Regions from separate parts of the Homo sapiens genome. Here region 1 is linked to region 2. The links are chromatin loops, found by intact Hi-C in ENCODE. Cell type or tissue: B cell. All regions are shown on one strand. Links, peaks and the distances in the headings refer to the core of each region. The heading gives the core; the rest is flanking DNA.

Region 1 (10,053 bases), core at 1,641-9,640, 180 kb before region 2:
TCTTTGCCTTACTGTGGGGTGGTGGAAAGGAGGCTTTAGGAGCAGCCAGAGCAGGGTTCAAACTCCAGCCCTGCCAGGGACAACTGGCCAAAAGGTCGTGAACTAATGACTCAGTGAGTTTTCTCATTTATAAAATAGGATGTTTCCTCCCAGGGTGGGGGTGAAGTGGGTGAGATGACCCATTTGAAGCACAGTGGACCCTTGAACAATGCAAAGGTTGGGCAGTCAATTCACATAAAACTTTTGATCTGAGTTGGGCAGATCACCTGAGATTAGGAGTTTGAGACCAGCGTGACCAACATGGAGAAACCCTGTCTCTACTAAAAATACAAAATTAGCCGGGCATGGTGGCACACGCCTGTAATCCCAGCTACTCGGGAGGCAGAGGCAGGAGAATCACTTGAACCCGGGAGGTGGAGGTTGCGGTGAGCCGAGATCGCACCATTGCACTCCAGCCTGGGTAATGAGAGTGAAACTCTATTTCAAAAAAAAAAAAAGGCCAGGCACGGTGGCTCATGCCTGTAATCCCAGCACTTTGGGAGGCCGAGGCGGGCGGATCACGAGGTCAGGAGATCGAGACCATCCTGGCTAACACGGTGAAACCCCGTCCCTACTAAAAATAGAAAAAATTAGCCAGGCGTGGTGGTGGGCACCTATGGTCCCAGCTACTCGGGAAGCTGAGGCAGGAGAATGGCGTGAACCCGGGAAGCGGAGCTTGCAGTGAGCGGAGATCGTGCCACTGCACTCCAGCCTGGGCAACAGGGCGAGACTCTGTCTCAAAAACAAAAACAAAAACAAAAAAAAACAAAGAAACAAAAGAAAACTTTTGATTCCCCTAGAACTACTATTAAATAATAGCCTACTGTTGACCCGAAGCCTTACTGATTACATAGTTGATTAACACATATTTTGTCTGTTGCGTGTATTATATCTTTATTCTTGAATAAAATAAGCTAAAGAAAATAAGCATCGTTAAGAAAATCACTTTGAGTAGGCTGAGGAAGAGGAGGAGGAAGAGGAAGGGTTGGTCTTGCTGCTGCAGGGCTGGCAGAAGTGGAAGAAAATCCCTGTATAAATGGATCCACGCAGTTCAAACCTGGGTTGTTCAAGGGCCAACAGTACTTAGCAGCCATTTAGCACAGAGCACTGCCAGCCCCCCTCGGCCTGCAGCCTGCTCCAGCACCTTGCTAAGAGGTTGCTGAGGCTCACCTGCAGCAGCTGCCCTCCCGAGTCCTCTTTCCTTTACACCCCTCAGAGCACCCGGGCCAGCCATCCTCCATGTGGTGCAGCAGAGGCGCCGGTGGTCCGGGAACCAGAGTGGGTGGCCCTGGCCTGGAGGCACGGTGGGTTAGTGTGTGACACACGTGGCTTTCCCCCGACCCCCAGCTGCCTCCTGGGAGTGAAGAGGAGGTCTTATTTGCCAACACATACCGCACCACACACCCACAACACACTTGGTGCCAGAATCAGCCTTTTGCATCGCTCTTGGCGCTGAATCAGAGTCTGTCTTGGGGAGGGATGTCTTCCTTCTCTCATTACATGCGCCCAGCTTAGGTGGTGTAGTGAGGGAGTGTACAGGGCTGGGATGCCACAGCCTGCTTTCCTCCCCGTGTCCTGGGGTCCCCCGTCTGTCCAGTGCCCAGAGCTATTAATAACACCTTCATTGAAATGGGTGTAATGGAATCCCAGTTGCCCCCCCCAGTGGGACTCCAACACATGGGGAGTGGGGAGCAGAATAATAATAGCAAACACGGATGCAGTACTTATTACGTGCCAAGCGTTATTCTTAGTTATTTACATCATGCACATCTATTAACTCATCTTGTATAGCAAGCCCATGAGGTGGGGACTATTACTGTCCTATTAATGGGTAAGGGAACCAAGGCACAAAGGGGTTGGAAACTTTTCCCAGTTCACATAGCTAGTGAGCAGTGGCGCTTGTGAAGGGGGTCCTCCTGAGGGCCTGGGGCCTGCTCCTTCCCAGTCTTGTCTTCATGTCCACCTTGCTGACGAGTGGCACATCAGGCCCTGGGTGCCGGCTGCTTTCCTGTCCTCTGGCTCAGCCAGGCTTCTAATGCTGACCACTCCTGAGTCTTTCCACGTGGCTCCACAATGGCAGACTTGCAGGAGGAGATGAGGGGAACCATGCATACCTTGAATAGGGGGAGGGGTCCTGTCCTTCTTCCCCTCAGGTGCTGGAAGAGACAGAGAGGCATGGGACTGTATTTAGGCAGCTCCCGCAGCTCCCTCACTGCCGCTGTCCTAGAGCTTCCTTCCCAGGCAATGCGCTCTGTGGCTTGGGCCCCTGCCCCTGCCACAGTTGGCAGGGGGCCTTGCCTGTGGCGTTGCAGCTGAGCACACGCAATCATTAACCTTTTCTACGTGTAAGAGAATTTCAGGCACAAACTGTGGGGCTGAGGTGAGTCACAATGTTGGACCGGGGCTTAGTTTGGGCTTAAAATATTTCACAATTCCTCCAGGCATTCTTTGACTAATGATCTATGGCTTTTTAGTGGGAAGACCCTTCCTTCTTCTAGTCTCCAGTCCTCAGAGCATGGTTCAGGGCCTGTTGGCCTTCACTGCCCATGGCCATGCCCATGCCCAAGGAGCAGGGGCCTTGGCTTCTGGGTGGACCTGCCGCCTCGCTCTGCTGGTGGCCTCTGGCAGTGCCCTAGGAGTCCTGCTTTCCTTCCCTGTCTCTTCTTTGGCTTGGAGTGCAGGCCACCTCCCCTGCTGTTCTTTACTTAGCCCTGTACTCCAGATTAGCACATTCTTGGTTTCCTCTCTCCAGGCCTTCTGCGCTCCACACTTGTCCACAGAGCCACTTTGGCACTTCAGGGCTGTGCCCCCAGGACGTCAGCCAGCCTGCCTCGCCCATCTGAAGGGCTTTCATTGCTTGGGTTGATTTTCTTATCCAGTCAGGGATTTCTGATAAACATGTGCCTGGATGGATGTCAATGACCAGTCCTTTTTTTTTTTTTTTTTGTTAAATTTAATTTAAGTTCTGGAATACAAATGCAGGATGTGCAATGACCAGTCTTCATGGGAAATTCTTGCTAAGTTTCTCTAAGAAATTTAAAATACTACCTTTTCCAATTTATTTCAGGATGGAAAGGACAGCTCACCCTCAGTCACTGGGGGAGAGAGTTTAGTAGGGAGAAGAAGCAACAGAATGAGGGGGTGTTAGCTCAGAAGTTCCTAACCACTAGGTGAGGGAAGGAAGAGGGGAGGGAGTAAACAGAAATCAAATTAGATCTTGCCCATTAGAAACTCAGTTAGGTTGGGCAGATAAGGCATAAATATGCAAAATGGTAAATTTTTTCAAAGTGGAAACTACCCTATATAGAGTTTCTGAAGCACCTTCAAGGATATTATTTCACGAAGTTGAATCTAATTTTACAGATGAGGAAACCCTTTCCAGAAAGATAGGTGGGCTTGCATGACACAAGCTAGGAAGTGCAGAACTGGGATTCAAAATGCATGCGATTGCAAAGCCTAGGTTCACTGTGCTACATCCGTCTCCTCTAATGGGTAGAGAGTTTGTGCAAGTCTGGAAGTGTGATGTGAACCTAGCCCTTCTTGCACAAACTCTCCTTTGCCTTGTGCCACGCACTCCTAACGTGTTCAGGGCAGAAAGTGCGGAAGTTGCAGTGAGCGCTTGGAATTCAGGGGGTGCTAAGGAGCATGCATTTAGATTTGGATCTTGGTGCATCCTCACTTAGCACAGCTCTGGTTGGCAGATGTCCTGGTGGTCGTCACTGGGCTGAAGACAGAAACCCAGCCTACAATCTTGGTGATAACTTGTGCTGGTTACATCCACATGCTCCAAGCTCAACTCAGTGGTGACGGAGGAACCCCCCTGTACTGTGGCATTAATGGTACTGGTTGACAGTGATGAATGCCTTTCTGATAATAAAGCACTTTTAGAGGTATTATTTCATTAGATGCTCATAATGTTTCTATGAGGGGGAGGCTAGGCAGGTATCATCGCTCCTAAATGCATGTGGCACAGGCTCTGAAAGGTAGACCTCTCTGTGAGGCTGTGCAAGAAGAAATTGACAAATTTCAGACTGGGCCAAGTCTTCCCTGATTGTAACTCTACAACCAGGCATTGCTTCTGAGTAAATCTGACAACTTTGATTCTTCTCCTCTGGGCTCCAGTTCCTGTGTGCCTGTAGGGGGCGATCGAGGTTCTTTCTGCTTGGCTGCTCTGGAAACCTTGTTCCTCCTGAACCCTTTGAATTTAGCACTCTTACAGCATGTAATCTCACTGGATTTTAAGGATTTTCTGTGTCTCCCCTCATATCTTCTTCTGCCCCCCACTAGCCTAGGCTTTTCCAGATCAGGACTGCTCTATTTGGTTTTGACATTCAGTGCAATGCATGGCCCATAGTAGGAGCTCAGTAAATGCTTGCTGGATTGAATTATATACAAAGGAAATTGGCCAGTGCCTTCTCTTGCTCCCCTTAGAGCATGGGAAAGTAAACTTTTTTCCTGGTACATCCAAATGAATGAAGTTGAAGGCTGGGCATGGTGGCTCACACCTGTAATCCCAGCACATTGGGAGGCCAAGGTGGGGTATCACTTGAGACCAGGAGTTCGAGACCAGCCTGGCCAACATGGCGAAACCCGGTCTCTACTAAAAATACCAAAAAATTAGCCAGACGTGGTGGCTCACACCTGTAATCCCAGCTACTCAGGAGGCTGAAGTGGGAGAATTGTTTGAACCCGGGAGGCGGAGGTTACAGTGAGCCAAGATTGTGCCACTGCACTCCAGCCTGGGCAACAGAGCGAGACCCTGTCTCAGAAACAAACAAACCCTAATGAAGTTGAAAGTGGCAGAACTCAAGACCCATGAGGTGTCCTCATATGGCCACAAGGTGGCAGTGTGACCTCCTGGGAACCTTGCCTCCTGCAACTATTGGCTCCGGCCACCTGTTACTCCATGGGAGAGACCGAGTTATCTAGTCATTGATTCCTTCTAGTCACCTGTTTGGGGAATTGCCTCTGCAAAGTCAGTCTGAGAAATCTTGGCTTCCAGCCTCCTCTAAAAGCTGGGTGGTGTGGTGGAAAGACTTGGTCTTTGGAGTCTACCAGGCCTGGATTCCAACCTTGGCTCTGCCTTTTCTCAGAAACTTAGCCTTGGGCATGCTACTTCTCTGAGCCTCAGCTTCCCCATCCTGTAAAATGGCAAATGTACAGTTAGGAAAAACCCAACATATCATGGGCCATAGCATAAATGTATGCCAGCATTCTTGTTGGAAATGCTCATTTGTCCTTCCCTTCCCTCTGCAAGCTGGCTCCATCATGGCCATCTGATCTTATTTGCAAGCTTCAGACACTTTCCAGCAGGTTCTTAGGCCTCCCTGCTGTATCACCCCAGCTCCACTCCATCTCGGTCAGTCAGCACCTGCTTCCCACGTTTCCCTCTGCCTTCATGCCTTCCCTCTGCCTGTCCATTTCCTTCCCAGCATGTCTCTTGGACACCCCAGCCCTCTGAATGTCCAAAGCAGTTGGAGTGTGGACTGTGTAGGGCTCATCTTGACTTCCCATGAAGATGCTAAATCTGTGAGTGTCCTTGTCTTAATTATTTTGGCACCTGCGCTTGCACTTAGACAATTGGTGATAAAAATGACAGCTATTAGTGAGTGCATGTCAGATACTCTGTGAGGTGCTTTGTGGAAATATTTCATTTAATCCTCACAACAAATCTGTGAAACAGAAGCCATTATCCATCCCCACTTTACAAAGGAAGGGTAGATCAGGATGCTTTTGGCTCCAAGCAATAGACAATTTCATGAAAAGCAGCTTAAACAGTAAGAAGAGTTTATTATCTTGTCAAAAAGAAGTACTGAGGGATCCCTGGTGATGGCAGCGAGGATCCAGGTGATTGCCATTTCTCCTGGTTGCCTTCCTCAGTGCATTGGTTTATCCTCTTAGGCCCCCCTTACTGGTAATAATGTGACTGTCATGGTCCCAGGTGCCATATGCAGGAGAGATGATGTACATTTCTTGTGCTCCCTTTAAGAAGCCTCTTAGCAGATTTCTTTTTTTTTTGAGATGGAGTCTCGCTCTGTTGCCCAGGCTGGAGTGCAGTGGCGTGATCTCGGCTCGCTGCAAGCTCCACCTCTCAGGGTTCACGCCATTCTCCTGCCTCAGCCTCCTGAGTAGCTGGGGCTACAGTCGCCTGCCACCATGCCTGGCTAATTTTTTTTGTATTGTTAGTAGGGACGGGGTTTCACCGTGTTAGCCAGGATGGTCTTGATCTCCTGACCTCGTGATCTGCCTGCCTCGGCCTCCCAAAGTGCTGGGATTACAGGCACGAGCCACCGTGCCCGGCAGCAGATTTCTTACAAGGCTCTTGGCCAGTTGAGTTGTAGGCTTGTTCCCAAGCCAGTCACTAGCAAAGGGACTGGAATTAATGAGACTGGCTTAGACAGGTCAAGATTGAACCCCTGAGGCTGGTGAGAAGCCAGCCTCCTTTAATACCCCTAGCCAATTGGTCCAGGGAGAAGAAGGGGCATCAGTGAGGTTCGACGAGTTAAGTAACTTGCTCAAGCTTGGAAATCTAGTAATAACTGGATTCATACTGGCATCCGGCTGACTTCCAAGGCCATCTGTTGCCAGGTTGAAGTCAACTACAGAGGTAGAGAGAATATTGCTCTGGATTTGTTGTGCTGGGTCTGAGTAATTGCTGAGGGGCCTTTTCCTATGGACTCTGGAGTCTCTCTTCTCTCTAGCCCCCTTTCCAATACTGTATTGGTTTTTCTCAGTCTGCCTTTCTCCCCGAAGCCCCTTCACCCCCTGCTTCCCAGTACCTGAGTGCTGCCTGCCTTCCACAGTAGACTTTATGGCCTAAGCTGGAGACAGGTCTAAGCTGGACCGAATGGCCTGAGGGCTGATCTCAGTGTAGCTGTCAAGGCCCCAAGAGAGTCATCATGAGATTTCATATAGAGCAGATAAGGAACTGCAGAGGCCTCAGGAAATGTGCCAAGGGGGCTGGTGGGGGGGGCCAGCAGGAGTGGGGGGTTTGTGGTATGTCGGTGGCGATGTCAGGGCATGTGGGCCAGGGGCTTAGAGCAGGCCCATGTGACAGCGCAGTTACTCAGAAAGCTGTTTGGCCTGCAGATGCTTCAGGACTGCCCCAAGGCCCGCAGGGAGGTGGAGCTGCACTGGCGGGCCTCCCAGTGCCCGCACATCGTACGGATCGTGGATGTGTACGAGAATCTGTACGCAGGGAGGAAGTGCCTGCTGATTGTCATGGAATGGTAAGCAGCCACTGTTCTAGTCCCGGCCCAGCCTGTTCCCACTCCTCACTCAGGCACCTTACCCTCTGAGGACAGCCCAGGGATGGGCCTGAAGCCTGGAATGTAAACACTTGATTTTTTGGGGGGCAGTGGAGAGTGGCGGCGGGCTGTTGTGTTCTCTGGATCTCACTGTGGCTTCATTTCAGTTTGGACGGTGGAGAACTCTTTAGCCGAATCCAGGATCGAGGAGACCAGGCATTCACAGAAAGAGGTAGAAAGGGTCTGTTGTGGGAGCACGTGCAGGCAGGCAGGGCAGTGGGGGTCTGAAGGGGGCCTTTGCAGTGCCTGCTCTTGGGGAAGGGTGCTGAGGCTGCTGCCCCCTCCAGCATGCTGCAAGGGGTGCCTCAGCTGACCAGGGAAGCTCCTGGTGGCTTTGTTTCTGGGGTGGGTGGTGGCTGTGGGGAGCCTCAGGCTGCACAGAGGTGGGACCCGGTGCACTGGGTTTTCAAGCCTAATGATGTGTCTTTGTGACTTTCTTTCCCACTCACTCTTCCCTCCCCTCTACAGAAGCATCCGAAATCATGAAGAGCATCGGTGAGGCCATCCAGTATCTGCATTCAATCAACATTGCCCATCGGGATGTCAAGGTGCCAGCTGTTCATAACCCTGAGCCCGAGTGCTGTGGGGGGCAACAAAGGGGCTGTGGCCACCCCAGAGATGGTTGCCAGGCCACCCTGCGTCCTTGCTGCCTGGTTCCTGAGCATGCCATTCTCTGCCTTGTAGGGCCTTGCCCTCTCTGCCCATGGGCAAACCCCTAAACCCAGTAGTGAAGCATTCTCTGGCCCCACTCAGCCCTGTGGTTCTCCTCAGGCAGAACCCCTCAGTCACACTCTTGGTTTCTCTGTTCCTGTGGTGTTTACTGCGGGTTCTGTGTGTCAGTCTGTTATCTCCAGGCACTCTGGAAACCCTGCAGAGGCAGGCACCTGCCCATAGAGAGCTGCCACTCCTCGTGGTGGGCAGTGCCCAGGATAGGCAAATGGTTGCTGGATGAGTAGAGGAAGGGAGGAACCAGGATCCTTTTCGTTTCTGATAGCCCCTCCCAGGTCCAGCAGGGTTGCTATTTTTCTGTCTCTCTTTCTGTAGCCTGAGAATCTCTTATACACCTCCAAAAGGCCCAACGCCATCCTGAAACTCACTGACTTTGGCTTTGCCAAGGAAACCACCAGCCACAACTCTTTGACCACTCCTTGTTATACACCGTACTATGTGGGTAAGTCCACAGGGGGCCCAGGGACCTAGGCTTTTCCCAGAACTTTTCTCAGCCCCTCCTCTTGGCTATCTGGGGGGCCGCAAATCCTAGGAGAGTTGTGTCTGTATGGCCCCTTCTGGTGCTGGTTCTGCTGGGACCTGCTGAGAAGTAGGGCTTGTCAGAGCGAAGCTACAGTTGAGAAATTGTAGGAAAGGATCTGCTGGGATCTTTCTGAGAAGAGCCATGGTTTCCATCAGATTCTCCATGGAGTCTGGACCCAGGTCTTGTTCTGGAGCCACAGCTGATTGGCATGGAAGAAGCTTTCAAAGCATGTTCAGAGCATCTGTGAAATTAAATGAACGGCATGGGCCTGAAAGTCTCATGCAGTTCAGGATTTTTAGAATCTTAAGCTCCTAGTTCCAGGTTCCTCATGGAGGAGGATGTTCTGTTCCAGTCCCTGGGCTGGGCTTTGGCTCTTCCTTCTGTGCCCCAACTGCTGCCACCTCATGATAGGCTGAAAGGTTGGGATGGGGAGCATCTTTCACAGAGAAACTGAGTGGATCACAGGGTTCTGAGGGCCGGCCCACCCATGTTGACCTTTGATTTGCAGCTCCAGAAGTGCTGGGTCCAGAGAAGTATGACAAGTCCTGTGACATGTGGTCCCTGGGTGTCATCATGTACATCCTGTGAGTGTGCTGGGGAGGGGGCTGGGTGGGGCAGGGAGTCAGGGCGGCCTGTACTTCTCCAGGACAAGAGGAAGAGGCAGACGTTAGCATTCCCCTTTGTACAGGGGAGTCCCCTGCGTGCCCCTTCTCTCAGTTCCGATAGCTAAGTGGCGGGTGTAAACCAGCTCATGGGCTGGAAAGTGTGCGCCTTAGATACTTGCTATGCTGGATTCCCGGGCCCCGGGCTTGACTTTGTATATTGTGCCTGTGTCAATAAGCCCTGATTTCTCTGTGACCTTTACAAGGAGAAGAGCCTGTTTCTCATCCTGTTCCTGGTACAGGGCCACTAAGTGACAGCTGTTCTGTCTCCCACTTCCTTCCTCCTGTTGATGCAGGCTGTGTGGGTATCCCCCCTTCTACTCCAACCACGGCCTTGCCATCTCTCCGGGCATGAAGACTCGCATCCGAATGGGCCAGTATGAATTTCCCAACCCAGAATGGTCAGAAGTATCAGAGGAAGGTAAGAACCCAGGCTTTCAGGACAAGGGGAAGAGCCCGTGTGTGTGTGTGTGTGTGTATGTGTGTACACGCAGACACATGTATGGGCCTCCATCTCATGTGCGTGGTGTAACTGTGGGTTAGCACCTATGCCCACGCCTGCGGGGTGCGTCCTGCTTCATTTTGCCTGTGTGGAGGGCTGGAGGCAGGGCCAAGGCTGTGGGGCTGTGCAGGGCCTCTCAAGTGGTACAGCCGTAATGGTCCTTGGGGCCAGTTGCTCCGGCAGCCTGCCTCCATGCACCCCCTCTTTGAACCTGGTTTCCCCATGAAAACTGGGGAAAGGAGCAGGCCAGGGAGAGTGACCCCTGAGCTGTCACTGCCCCCTGTCCCACCC
Region 2 (8,000 bases), core at 1-8,000:
TCCTGGTCTGAGCCCAATAAAGACTGTTAATTCCTCATGCTTGGCCTGGCCTGCCCTTCCTCCATCGTCGCCCTGGAATGTGCGGGACCCAGGGGCAGCAGCAGTCCGGGTGCCACAGGCAGCCTGGGACATAGGAAGCTGGGAGCAAGGAAAGGGTCTTAGTCACTGCTTTCTGAGGTTACTTGAAAGCACTCAGGGAATTGTGCAGGTGTAATTTATCTATGACCAATAGGAAGAGCAACCAGTTACTATTAGCAAAAAGGAGTCGGAAGACTAATTGGAGGGGCCCTACCTTGTGAGTGGGGCGTCTGTTTAACTTTCCACCTGGTAATATAGCTCTGCAGCTGTTAGAATGTGCAAGCGCTTGGGGACAACATGAGCTTGCTGTTGTACAAAGGGTATTTATAGAACCATAGACTGGGAAGATGTGCGACCAAGGGGTTACAGGAATTGCCTGTGCTCCTCACCTGTATTTTGTAATCAGGATCAAATAAATTATTTTTAAAGAAAAAAAAAACAGGGATTTTTACCACACCCTTTTAAAAAAAGCTTTATTCTGGGCTCTGCGTGTTTTGGACACTGTAGGCTGCTTTAGAGAATAAAAAGCTTTCTCATCTCAATTCTTAAAGATGAACGGATAAAGGCTTTCTACCCAACCATCAGTGGCCCTGAGTGGAAACGCGAGTTCCCTCCATCCACTCTAGATTTAAAGATGAATCCTCCTCACTCAAGGTGTTGAACCCTGTCTACATCTCTCCCAAGTCATCCTCTAGCCAAGCTTAACCGCCTCCAGAGAAAGGTAAATTACCTCCTCTCATCTTCGAGAGTTTACTAGAAAGTTCTCGCGCACAGGAAGGTGAACTGTCTAGGTAGCTTCCACCTCCCTAGGACCCCCTAGAAATCTAATCTCCTCCACGAGAAAGCCTTTCACATAACTGTGGAGCTGCCACCTATCATTCTCTGCTAAGCCAGCTGCATCCAGCACGCAGGTATCCCGTGACAACTGCTTGGCTAGAAGCCACGGAACCAGGTCTTCTACAGTTCCCGGTATTCAACCTCCTGACACCAAACAAGGAGGAAACTAAAACAACTTGTTCCTCGGCTCAGGGCCCAGGAGCTGCTGGGAAACCCGCTCTCCGGATCGCGGCGGCGGCGGCGCGGGAAGCCACACTCGGGTCCCCGCCCAGGGCTGGGGCCGCCCAGTCGGGCCGCGGCTGCCAATCAGGGCAGGAGCGGAGCTTACCTGCAGCGGGGCGGGGGGCAACGGCGCTCCGGGGCCGGGAACGGGGGCCTCCCCTGTGCCTAGGGAACAGCGAGGGCGAGGTGAGGCGGCGGCCGAGGCTCCCGCCCCACCGTCATGCTACTACTCCCAGCTCCACCCCCGCCCCACTCCCAGCTCCACCCTGTGGGAAGCCCTGGCACCTGGGAGCGCGCCCCGCTGCGCCCGGCTTTCCCGGAGCCAGCGCACTCTTTCCGCTACTCCCCGTGGCCCGCCCGGCGGCTCACCTGCAGCGTCCGCTCCACGAGCGCGCCGCGGGCAGGCGCTGTAGATGTTGTTTTGGGAGCGCGGTCGCGGCGACCCGCGGGGCCTCTGGGAGCTCTCCAGGGCGCGCATCCTCACGGCCAGTCGGCGGGCCCGCCTGGAGAGGGCTTCCCCACAAAGCCACGGGAAGAGGGAGGAAAATGGCATCAGAGGCCCGTGCCACCCTCCCCAAACGAAAGGCTGCCTCCTCCCTCGGGCTTGGCAGTGTCTGACCTGGAGATGCTCCAAGCGTGGGGAATGTACGAGGCACGGCCTTGCCCTGCCCTGAAGACCAAAGGGCCCAGGCCGCTCTCCTCCTCAGACCAGTGGCCCCCACTTCCCTAACTTCCCTACACCCCAGGCTGCTCATCAAAAGCTCCGAGTTTCCCATGGAAGTTCAAAAGGGGGTTCTGAACGCTGTGGGCTCTTTGGGCAGCTCAGCTCTCCCTACCGAAGCCCAGCCGCTCACCTTTCCTCCTTTCAACGGCCCTTTTCACCACCAGCCCCAGAAGTGCCAGCAGGAAAAGGCCCAGGATGGTCGGGATCAGGATGTGAAATCCTTGGCCTTCCCTCCCAGACTGTGAGCCATAGTCCAGTGCTCTGGGGAGGGAAGGAAAGGGAGAGAGGGAGGAAGAGATTATTAAAGGAGGTAGGTTGAGGGCTTGCTCCTGTGTAGCCAACGTTTTTGGAGATGACTTACAGGTTTGTCCTTTTGTTAACAGAATTCACTCCACTCCCCCCTCAAAAAGACTTGCCTATGGAGTCACGAAACTTGAATTCAAATTCATATTCCGCCTTTTACTGGTTGTGTGATCTCGAACGAGTCTCCTAACCTCTCTGAGCCTTATCTCTCCATAAATAGGTATAGTAAAATCTATTTCACAGAACTGTTATGAGGATGAAATAAGAGTGGATATAAAGAATTTAATGCACCTTCCGGTGTTCAGCACCTTAGTTTCTTCACGAGATTATTGCAGATATTGACTGGGCTAGTTCCTTATAATGGTGGGGGAAAGGATGTTTTTCTCATAGTGCTCCTTCTGCCTAGAAGTTTTCCCCTCAATTTTCTCTGCATATTGAAATCTTACTTTTCTTAAAGGACATTGTGTAAGTCCTCTTTTCTTCCTAATTATGGTAAGCCAGATTTGTGTGTGTGTGTGTGCGCTTTGGGTTTCCAATTCTGTGGTCATGCCTGTTTCAGACTTTATCAAGTCAGACTTATGTTAGTAAGATCTGGATATTGCATATTGTCATCTTCTTATATCTTCAGGACATAGCACAATGCTTGCCACATAGTAGAGAATAAGAAAATGCTGGTTGACCTTGATGTTTTCCCTACTAATAGGTAGGAAGCAAGAGTCCTGGTTCTGTTTGAAACCACTTGGTTCTCATGGCCCCAGTTTCTCCTACCTATAGAACCCAAATGATTTTGGAGGTCCTCTTTCTCACTATCACCTTTGTCTTTGCTTATGCAAAACCAATTTTGATTATTATAGGGTTTTTTTTTTTTGGAGTCTGCTATAATGCTTCCCCCTAGTGGTATATTGCAGTACTTCCTTGGACTGCACCCCAGCCTTTAGACCGGTGCTGTCCAGGAGAAATGTGAGTCACATATGTAATTTTAAATTTCCTAGTAGCCACATTAAAACAGTAAAAGGAAATGGGTGAAAGTAATTTTATATTACTAGTTTAATAGTTAATTTTATTTTTATTCTCATTTAGTTCTTCCCCATAAAAATAGATCTGAATGAATCTAAGTGACTGGAAGAGCTGGGTCTCACTTCTTTCTACAGGATCAATGCTGGGGCATTGACAAGTGTGTTTTTGTTAAAGGAACTAATGAGTTAATGAGCTATACTCATAGGTGGTATATTTCACAGTGGCCTAGAGACAAAGCCAAGGAGGGTGTCTAATAATGGACATTGCAGTGGGTTTCAGTGGATCTCTTAATTCTAGCCTAACTCTAGATCCTGGACAGTGGTCTCTTACCTCTGCCTGTGCAGCCTGGTGTGGTGGTTGTAGCTGGGCGTCTGGGGCTTGAGCAGCCCCTCCAGAGCTGAGATTTTTGAGGCTGTAGTGGATGGCAGGAAGGTTCGGGGCTTGTCACCTGCTACTGAAGATGCTCTGGACACTCGAGGGCGGTGGGTGATTTGGGTGGTGGGGGAGGAGTGGTGAACTGGAGGGACCTTGCCCCTTTGAGCTGGTGTGGTAACTGCAGGAGGTAGCAGGAAAAAGGGATGTTCCTTTTATACACTCTATTCTCCAACAGGATTAGGTCACCACCTCTTTCCACAACATACCCTTCCCTTTTATACAGACTACTTCTGTTCTTGCAGTCCTCAGGGCCTAAAATCCTTTTTAACATGCTATCTAGGCCTACTCAATTCCAAGTATATTTGCTTCAAATACCATTTCTTCCAGGAAGCCTTCCCTGACTTCCCAGGTAGAAGAGCTTGCCCCCTCTGAGCAGGGGGAAAACCTTTTTTGTAGTTCTATTCCCAATCTGCCTTGTGCTGTATTTGCGTGCTAATCTATTCTCCCCCATTTCACACCTATCAGTCACAACCTTGGCTACATGATCTGTTCAATTACACTATCCCTCTTGGCTCTCAGCAGGGTTACCTAGTGTAATAATGTTCAATTAATGTGTCTACCTCATAGGCATATGGGATAATATGATGGAAATATTGCATGTCAAAATGCATTTAAAACTGGATGATGATATCAAAATGTAAAGGTATCATTAGTATGAACATCCTTAATCTTTTAGTTGCAAAATAGAGTTAAAATCATTAGATGCCAGCAGGTAGAAGACAGCCCTACGGGAAGCACGAGACATGATGATCTCCAGCTGGGAAATGTCTGCCCAGTCTTGGTTTCCGCAGTCATTCATAAAAAGAGCTAGATTTTGTGAGTGGAGCACAAACATCATTGCTTGTGGTGCCACCTGGTGGTAATATGTAAGTTCTGCAGCTAGGACCAGGGGACCTGACTGTCGGACAGGCTTGAAGGATATGGACCGCAGATCTCAGGGAGGTATGTGCCCTCTCTAAAGGCAGGGAATACACACCTAAGACTCAGCTCAGCTCTGCCAGCCACTCTATGAACTGAACATAGACCCCCTCCTCCATTTTCACATTGCCACAGCATCTCACCCACCTCTCCTACCCTTGCTATGGTGAACTGACCTCTGGTTACGAATTTGGAAGAACTGGCATATGCAGGCATCTGGAACAAATAGGGCAGATGAAACCATTTTGGAGTCTCAGGCATTGGCTGCTCTTCCCATGATGGCTCGTATTCTATTGGAAGGAAGAGGAATATGTTGGTGGTCTCTAGGGGGAGACTGAGGCTTGGGTGTAAACTGAAGCTAATTCAGCCAAAGTGGATGACAGTGAGGGGATGAGGGCAGGGTCCACTGAAAGAAGCAGAGAAGGAGCTGGGTTGGGGGCTTCCCTGGAGGAAATACTGGTTCCCCTAGTCCAGTCAACATTCCCTGCAAAACCAGCAGAGGTCATTGGGATTCTAGGCTGTTGAATTACTGCTGCATATGTGTGGGGAACTCAGTGGAGGAAAGGAGAAAGGCGGGGTTCCAGAGAAATAAAGGATCAGGTCACAGAGTAATAAGATTGGCCTATAAATGTGGCTGGATAAATTAGTGTCTTTCCTTTATTTCTCATGGGACAATTACGTTGGATAGTTATTTCCTTTTGCTTCCAATTTCCTCCATCTCAGAGCCTCTCCTCAATCTCAAGCCTCTACTCCCCTCATGCCCTGGGTAGGATGAACAATACAAAGAGAGCACCTATCTTGTTCTTTTCATACATGTTGGGTAGAAAATTGTGTGGACCATGGAGGTAATTGACTATGAGGTTTCATATGGATCTCAATCATTATGTGGCTTATATGGCAACAGTGTAAGAGTCTAGGAGACTGTTACAGTTAGATGGCTGTTCCAATCTTCCCAAGTGAAACATTTTCTGGGTAGTCTGAGCCTCCAATCAGCGGAGGAACCTACCACTGTGGACATTCAGGGTGACTTTCTGGGTCTTTCCCCGGTCTGTGTTCATGCCCGCTCCGCAGGCATAGACTCCGCTGTCACTTTCTGTCAGCTGTGTTACCTCCACTAGGAACAGATTCTTGCGTGGGTATTGCTTCAGAGTAACTCGGCCCTTGTATTCTGCCTTGATGAAGTTGGTGGTGGATACCACGGTACCACATGTTCCAGATCCAGCCATCTCCCGGCACAGATATATCCTCACATGCATTTCAGGAAGTGGGCACTTGATGGTAACTGATCCGCCCAGCTCCCCCTCTACCTTTACTTCTGGGAGGATCCTCAGGGCCCCCGATACTGCAGGGAGAGGAGATTAATGCAGAGGGAGCCCCATCTCTAACTATATCCCAGCCCCATCTACTTCCCAGCTCCAGCCGTCTCTCCAACCCTAGCCCAGGCCCCAGCCCAACCTCACATTCATCCCCAGATCCAGCCCTGTCCCAATTATTAGCCTGGCCTCAGCCTGTCCTTAGCCACAGCCTTATCCTCATTTCTTTTTTCTTTTTCTTTTCTTTCCTTCCTTCCTTCCTTCCTTCCTTCCTTCCTTCCTTCCTTCCTTTCTTTCTTTTTCTTTCCCTTCCTTCCTTCCTCTCTCTTTTCTCTTTCTTTCTTTCCTTCCTTCCTTCCTTCCTTTCTTTTCTTTTTTTTTTTTTTAATAGGATCTCACTCTGTTACGCAGGCTGGAGAGCAGTGGTATGATCATGACTCACTACAGCCTCAACCTCCTGGGCTCAAGCAATCCTCCCAGCTCAGCCTCCCAAGTACCAGGGACTACAGGTGCATGCTGCCATGCCTGGCTAATTTTTGTCTTTTTTGTAGAGATGGGGTTTTCATTATGTTGCCCACGCTGTTCTCGAACTCATGGCCTCAAGTGATCTGCCTGCCTCGGCCTCCCAAAGTGCTGGGATTGAGCCACCACGCCCAACCCTTATTCTCATTTCTACCCTTAGTCTCAACTTCAGCCTCATCCCATCCCCAACCCTATTCACAACCTCAGGCCAGCTCTATGTTCACCCCCAATCCTATGCCTTAGCGTTACCTTAATTTAACCCCCAGCTTTGGCCTCACCACCAAACCCAAACCCATAAGGACCCAGACACTAAACCATTGAGATGATAATCAAAAGTATATCACTCACTCCAAAGAGACATAATATGCCTCAGGTGACCCCAAACAGCATAGAGCCCCCACGTGACCTCAGTGTGGTGCTGGGAGCATGGTGCGGTTATGTTGCAACAGGTTTTCCTTTCCAGTTTGGTTTCGCTCAGGCGCATCCATCTAGCCATTCATCCACAGCTCTATTTATTAAATCATTCAACAAGCGTTTATTGAATGCCTTTCCTGTGACAGTAAAGCAGCCGGCATCCCTCCCTCAGTCACAGATCATTTAGTGAGTGATACCAATCAATGGCCAGTGAGCAGTGTAATACATCCCATGAGAGAGATCGCATGGGGTTCCCTGGAAGGAGCAAACCCGGGCGCCTGATGTAGGCTGTTGCAGGGGGTGGCGTGGTCGGAGGAGGGCTTTCTGGAATAAGTGACGTCTGAGTTGTGACCTGAAGGAATGGGTATGGAGTGCAACTGAGAGCGTGACGATGCTCATCATGGAGGCAGGGGACATAGGAGGGGAAGTGAGGGTGTGTGTGTATGTGTGCATAGGTGTGCACACACTGTATGTGTGCTGGGGAGGGATAAAAGATGTGGTTCATGAATCCCTGACATCATAAAGCTTATGCTTTGAGTGACAGAGGTCAGGTCTAATGCACTTGAGCCAGCTACAGAAGAGGGTAAGGCCGTGTCTGACTAATTGCCAACTAAGCGGATCCCATAAGTGTCTGCATATTTCTGGGAAGAAAGTTCATAGGGTAAAGTTGTGTGTGTGTGGCGAGGTGGGGCTGGAAGCCTGAAGTGGGGAGAAGAGATTCTTCCAAATAGCCAGAACAGTCCCCTAACAGTCCGGGATATGAGAGAGAACATAGCATGTCCATGGGCGGAGAGACATTTGCAAACGTACTGAGATTTATCCACAGGGCACACTTTAAGAAGAGCACTATCGAGTTTAGTCAAACAAGAGTCAGGTATAGCTTAGGAAAGAGGTGGGGCTTGAGGCTTTGGGATAAAGACACTCTGGGCAAAGGGAAGAATTCTGACAACGGTAGAGAGGTAAAAACAATCATGGGAGGGGGAAAGGGGGTTGGGGCAGGTGGGGAGATTTGGAGAGGGAGGACGTACAGGAGGACATTGAGATCTAAAAGTGTAGCTGATGTAAACATGGTAGGGACAGGCAGATGGACCAGCCAAAACCACGAGTTCTGACATGGAAACCCTCACATGAAAAACCCAGCACTGCTTTAAACCCACTGGAAATTGAGTCATGAGGTAGCCTCACAACTAGACATTGCAATGGAAAGGTGACCTGTC

The links. A loop is a pair of places that touch in the nucleus more often than their neighbours do. Peaks named below come from ENCODE experiments on the same cell type or tissue, not always from the same donor. Only the 100,000 strongest peaks of a DNase experiment are listed, where the experiment ranks them.
Region 1: it touches region 2 in a loop (7-fold over the local background); 102 of 110 quality-filtered maps call a loop at or near these places.

Annotation. Positions count from the first base shown.
Region 1 is chr1:206,721,582-206,731,634 of GRCh38, forward strand. MAPKAPK2 (MAPK activated protein kinase 2) reads left to right here. Exons shown (of 10, transcript NM_032960.4): 2 at 7,129-7,268; 3 at 7,454-7,518; 4 at 7,815-7,894; 5 at 8,391-8,517; 6 at 9,107-9,182; 7 at 9,557-9,681. Among named protein-coding and RNA genes, the nearest start is that of MAPKAPK2, 42 kb to the left of the region's middle. RefSeq lists an enhancer at 847-1,560. In B cell, for the core only: CTCF peaks have their summits at 4,145 (motif pointing right), 4,929 (motif pointing right) and 5,135; DNase peaks (open chromatin) are centred at 4,190 and 4,890.
Region 2 is chr1:206,908,219-206,916,218 of GRCh38, forward strand. FCMR (Fc mu receptor) reads right to left here. Exons shown (of 8, transcript NM_005449.5): 2 at 5,541-5,876; 3 at 4,711-4,824; 4 at 3,512-3,734; 5 at 1,992-2,122; 6 at 1,507-1,650; 7 at 1,244-1,302. It also overlaps the pseudogene RPL13AP8. Among named protein-coding and RNA genes, the nearest start is that of FCMR, 9.7 kb to the right of the region's middle. RefSeq lists silencers at 1,289-1,338, 2,616-3,281. In B cell, for the core only: CTCF peaks have their summits at 3,076 (motif pointing left), 3,281, 4,482 (motif pointing left), 4,684 and 1 weaker place; DNase peaks (open chromatin) are centred at 1,043, 1,583, 3,033, 4,463 and 2 weaker places; H3K4me3 peaks cover 4,879 bases; H3K27ac peaks cover 7,688 bases.